2 separate regions of the Homo sapiens genome follow, and region 2 is linked to region 1. Evidence: chromatin loops called from intact Hi-C (ENCODE). Cell type or tissue: ascending aorta. All regions are shown on one strand. Links, peaks and the distances in the headings refer to the core of each region. The heading gives the core; the rest is flanking DNA. Region 1 overlaps TXLNG (taxilin gamma). Region 2 has its middle 130 kb from the start of NHS.

Region 1 (2,924 bases), core at 320-2,819:
AATTCAAGACCAGCCTGTCCAATATGGTGAAAGCCCGTCTCTACTAAAAAAATAAAAAAAAAAAAATTAGCCGGGCATGGTGTTTGCGCGCCTGTAGTTCCAGCTACTCAGGAGGTTGAGGCAGGAGAATCGCTTGAACTGGGGAGGCGGAAGTTGCAGTGAGCCAAGATCGCACCACTGCATTCCAGCCTGGGCAGCAGAGTGAGACTTCATCTCAGAAAAAAAAAAAAAGTGAGACGACATTACAAACTGGGGAGAACATATTTCCAACAAATATAACCAGCAGGCGATTTAGTATCAAGAATATCTAAAGAACACTAATGTGAAAAGGACAAATAGCCCTATGGAAAGCTGGATGAGAGACATGAAAGGGACATTTCATAGAAGTGGAAAAACAAAGATACGAAGATACCTTAACATAAAGGTCCATAAACATTCAAAGAGATGTTCCACCTGATAAGTGATTAGGGAAATGCAAATTAGGACCACAGTGAGATGCCATTTTACGTCTATTGTAGTGGCATAAATGAAGAAATCTGATCATTTTGGAGAGGATGTGGATCTACGTGGTCTCTTATATATTGCTGTTGGGAATATCAATTCACCATTGTCATGTGAAATCAAACATTTAGAAATCATTGCCCAGCAACCTCATTTCTGATGTTTGCACAGAGGAGAAATTCCTGACACGTGTATACCAGGAAACACATGAGAATGTTCATACCACTGTGAGTAATAACAAAACCTAGAGACAGCCCAGATGCCTGTTGATGCAAGAAGATGGATTAATAAAGAGTTTTGTGTGTATGTGTGGTGTGTTTTTATTTTTTATCTACTTGTTTGTTTATTTTTCAGACAGGGTCTCACTCTACCACCCAGGCTGGAGTGCAGTGGCGCAATCATGGCTCACTGTTTATTTTTTAGAGACAGGTTCTCACTTTGTGTGGTATGTTTGTGTGTGTGCTGTGTTTTTAAAAAGTGGAATATTATACAGCCTGTGGGCCAAATGCATCCGAAGTCTGTTTTTACACTGCCCACAAGAATGGTTTTAATTTTTAAGATGTTTAAAAATAAAGAACACGTGACAGAGACCATATGTGGCCTGCAGTGCCTAAAATATTTACTTGCTGGCCCTTTACAGAAAAAATCTGCTAAGTCCTGATCTGCAGCTACACGCCAACAATGTGGATGAGTCCTAGCAATGTAATCGAGTTGCGCTGTCCAAGACAGTAGCCATCAGCCACATGTGGCTTATTAAATTAGTGTAAATTAAATGAAAATTTCAATTCCTCATTTGCACTAGCTACAATAAAGTCAAAACAGCTAAAACCAAAAGGATTTTTTTTTTAGAGAAGTGCACACAGATGAAATGAAATTATATAGAAAGGAAAGCGAAGGAATAATGAACGCCGGATTCAGGATTGCGCTAACCCTGGGTCAGGAAAGGCAGGAGCTCTGCACCCTGGTGAAATTACAGCTAGTATGTGCCGGACCTGCAGCCTCTTAAACTGGGCAGCCGTGTACAGTTCGCAGTAATTTTGCTTTACAAAATTATGCAAAAACAATGATTTTTTTTCCTGCAAGAATTTCAGTAAAGGTGTTTTTAATATCTGTAAATGTGGCTGTAAGGATGCGTGATATGTTTTGGTAGGCCACAAGATGTCACTCTTGCTCTTCAAATTGTGACTCAGCATCATTTTCTTTTTCAGTAAAAGCTTTATTGAAAGGTCAGTAAGGCTGCCATCTTATCTGTTCATGTTGATTTAACCTTGAAACAGACTGATTTGTTCCATACCCAAAACTGCAGCAGTTCTTCTTACAAAGAACCCTGAGTGCTGTTTACTGAGTTTTAGATTCTGATGACTGTTTCAGTATAGTAGCCTGTGGGTGTAAAACTTGATGGTATCGACTCCTAAAGCATCATTTAAAAAAACAAAAACCTGCTGGGCACGGTGGCTCATGCCTGTATTCTCAGCACTTTGGGAGGCCGAGGTGGGCGGATCACCTGAGGTCGGGAGTTCGAGACCAGCCTGACCAACATGGAGAAACCCCATTTCTACTAAAAATACAAAATTAGCTGGGTGTGGTGGCGCATGCCTATAATCCCAGCTACTTGGGAGGCTGAGGCAGGAGAATCGCTTTAACTCTTGTTGCCTAGGCTGGAGTGCAATGGCGCGATCCATTGCACTCCAGCCTGGGCAACTAGAGTGAAACTCCATCTCAAAAAAGCAAAACCCGGCCGGGCATGGTGGCTTATGCTTGTAATCCCAGCACTTTGGGAGGCCAAGGCAGGTGGATCAATTGAGGTCATGAGTTTGAGACCAGTCTGGCCAACATAGGGAAACCCTGTCTCTACTAAAAATACAAAAATTAGCTGGGCGTGGTGGCAGGTGCCTGTAGTCCTAGCTACTCGGGAGGCTGAGGCAGGAGAATCGCTTGAACCCGGGAGGTGGAGGCTGCAGTGAGCCGAGATTGTGCAACAGAATAATAGTCCATCTAAAAAAATGATAATGAAAATAAAAAAATCAAAACCCCAAAGCACAATAAATTGATTGTTAAAATATTTGGATTTCAGCGGGTTTTTTGCCAGGTAGGAAATGATCTAGACAGACATTCACCCAGCAAACAGCAATTCGGGACATGCCTGGCTTTAGCACTGAGTCACTCCTGGCCTTCAACATTGGAGTAGGTTTCAGCTAGAACTGGAGCTGGTTTATTTTCCAAAGGGTTAAGGCTGGAATACTTGGGCAGTGTTCCCAGTGGGCCCAGGAAAATTCAGGGGCAGGAGGTATCCAGTTGAAGGGCATCATCCTTCAAAAAGCACAAGATCATAGCTGGAAGTTGAGGAGCCCATGTTGCTTGTGAGTTGTTGGGTTGAAAGCAGGGAGAAGATCTGTGATCAGTGTCTGAAGTCAGAAAGCTGG
Region 2 (2,924 bases), core at 228-2,727, 420 kb after region 1:
TACCCAGTTACCACAACAACCCTAAGGGTAGTAGGTATTATCAGCTCCAATGGATAGGTAAGGTAACAGACTCAGGCAGGTCAAGGGACCTTCTCAAGCTCATTCAGTTGGTAAGTGGCAGAGCTCAGATTGAAATCCAGGTCTGTCTGGCAAAAGCCCATTCTCTTTCCCTAATAACAATTTGTATCTTGGTGATATTGAACAAGACGCTAAAGCAAAGACTGGAGGGCCTGGATGAAGCTAAGAACTGTGGGACTGCTGTGCCACATGTCCACAACCTGTTCTAGGCAGCAGCTGGTTGCTTTAGGATTTACATCTATCAGGCATTTTCAGGCCAAAGTTCAAGAAGCCGAGGCAACATGTCTGCTTGTAAGCATGGTGAGATGAGACAGACCAAAGACCGTAGTCACCCACAGTGTATCAGAGGACCCATAGAAGAACATGGACCCTGATTTCAAATTACAATCTGAACCAGAACTAAGATGAGAACTCAGGGTCTGACAGACCATTGCCTATAGCTTGGACTACATGGAAGAGCTTTCCAGGCAAGAATGTGACCAGTGAAATATATCATACATGGTTGACCATTGAGGCAGTTTGATGGATGGGTTAGAAGATGGATTTTGGAGTCAGACAGATCTAGATTAGAATCTTATTCCATCACTTCCTAAATTTCCGTTGTTCTGGCAGCTCCCCACCTCCAGAACTTAAATGTCTCTGTTTCTTTCCTAAGGGCATTCACTGACATCACTGGAGACTGCTCAGCCACAAGTAGGTACAATTCAGAATCACTGGGTGGGTTAACACCCCTGGGGGAACTCTCAACCAATGAGGAATGGGAGTCAGTGGATACATGCTGCAGCCTCTCCATATTCCAGTGAGATGATTCTGAAGGTTTTTTTATTCCAAAAAATTTTGATTTCTCAAAGGATCCCCAGCAGAATTGAGCCTCTGTTGCCCAGAGCTCTAACCCACTCATTAACGCACTTATTCATTGGTTTTTGTCCCATCCCTATGTCACTATTACCAAGTTGCTTAATTTTCTTAAGCCTATGAAATTCAAATCACGCCGTCATCACAGAGTTGCTGTGAGGATGGAAAGAGCTCCTATGTGTAGAGTGGTCTGTACATAATAAGCATTCAAATAAGAACATGGTTATTATTGATTCCTTGTTTTCAGCGGTTAAGCTCCATCTCTGCAGTCCCAGTTCCTCCACTAGGTGGCAGAATATCAACATTCATTATCCATGGACGGCATGTCTCTTAGAGTAAGTAAAATAATTAGAGACTCTGAGGGACCATGGCCAGTGTGACATAAGAAGGGCAAGCCTATGATTAAAAACAACCCAAATAAAGAAAGTGGTGCCCTGAAATTCCAGCCTCAGTCAGATCATTGTCTGATTTACGGCTTTGAAAGGTAGAGACTGTTGGATGAATTCCCAAAGCAACATGGGGAACCTGTATGAGAGAAGCAGGTGGAGTCTGTTTACAAAAAATTACTGGGTGCCATTTTCCCATGCCTGGGGTAATCCCAAGTCATGGGAGATGGTGGGGGAATGGCAAAGAGCCAAGGAAAACCCAAACAATCACACAAACAAAGTAGAACTTGGAAAGGGTCAGTGTGATCCTGTGGTCAGTTTTGGGGCAAAAACCTTACAGGATTATTTGTTATTCCTTTTGGTAAGATGTTTGTATCACTGGACAAATCATACTAGCTGAGGATTCATCAACTCTCCGGTTAAAGAGTGGGAAGGACGGACCTTTATCCACTGGCTTCCATCCCTCCTTGGGTGAAGGTTTACCCTGGGGTATTAACTTCACCATACATGCAAGGAGTTAAGATGCAGGCATTTAAGGCAGGAAGCTATTGGCATGTTAGAAACTGTCTACCACACCTGCTGATGAATTAGGTGGGAAGATGAGATATGGGTTGGGGGCATCAACAATGACTGCTACAGCAGTGCTTTTCAGAATTTAGGGTATATGCAAATTACCTGAAGATCCTGTTAGGTTGTGGATTCTGATTCTATAGATTTGGGTGGTGACTAAGATTCTGCCTTTATAACAAGCTCCCAGATGATGGTGATGCTGCTGGTCCATGGACCATATTTTGAGAAGCAAGGGCTAAACTATTCTTTAAACCAGTCTTGCTATTTATTTTATCATCCCACATCATTGTTAACCCAAACAACACTGCAGGTACTAGGACCCTTGAGCTTTGGTCTTTCCCTCTCTGGACTTTCAAAATGGGGCGCTTGGCTTAGGTGAGCTATTCCTAATTGGGATAGTAGATGTTGGGAGGATAGGAGAGAGGAATTTTTAAAATGGCATTTCAATATTTAGAAAACACTAAGATTTTTTTTTAAGCTACAAAAAAGTAAAGTAGGAACAGATCTTCTGAGCTGGCCAAGATCCACAGAGGGCAACTCTAGTTTCACATCTCCTGGTTTCCTGAAGGTGACCTAGAGATTTTCATTTTTACATAAAGGAAGGTATTGGTTCTAAAAGGTTGAGAAAGACTGGATTTGAAAATCCATAAGACCTCATTCAGGTCTAATATCTTTACACTGCATTTTATATAACCTATTATATTGTTATATCAAATTGCCAACTAATGTCTGTCTTCCCCATTGGCCTAGAAGCTTCTCTAAACAGGGATTCATCTTCATCTCTATCACCCACTATAGTGCCTGGCACATAGTAGATGCTTAGTAAATCCTTGCATGTGTGCATGAGTCTATGGATTTCTTAGCTCTAAAAAAATTGTGATGCTACGCACGAGGTTGAGCTACACTCTGCCTTTTCAAAAATGTCTTTCTTTCTTTTTTTTTTTTTATTGATCATTCTTGGGTGTTTCTCGCAGAGGGGGATTTGGCAGGGTCATAGGACAATAGTGGAGGGAAGGTCAGCAGATAAACAAGTGA

Evidence for each region. A loop is a pair of places that touch in the nucleus more often than their neighbours do. Peaks named below come from ENCODE experiments on the same cell type or tissue, not always from the same donor. Only the 100,000 strongest peaks of a DNase experiment are listed, where the experiment ranks them.
Region 2: a loop joins it to region 1, with 8 times the contacts of the local background. A loop is called at or near these places in 2 of 110 quality-filtered maps.

The regions. Positions count from the first base shown.
Region 1 is chrX:16,824,710-16,827,633 of GRCh38, forward strand. The region is part of intron 3 of TXLNG (taxilin gamma); the gene reads left to right. Among named protein-coding and RNA genes, the nearest start is that of TXLNG, 40 kb to the left of the region's middle. RefSeq lists an enhancer at 2,157-2,672. In ascending aorta, for the core only: a CTCF peak has its summit at 1,630 (motif pointing right); no DNase peak of the experiment used is centred there; H3K27ac peaks cover 1,035 bases.
Region 2 is chrX:17,241,460-17,244,383 of GRCh38, forward strand. No RefSeq gene overlaps it. Among named protein-coding and RNA genes, the nearest start is that of NHS, 130 kb to the right of the region's middle. In ascending aorta, for the core only: a CTCF peak has its summit at 1,213 (motif pointing right); a DNase peak (open chromatin) is centred at 1,242.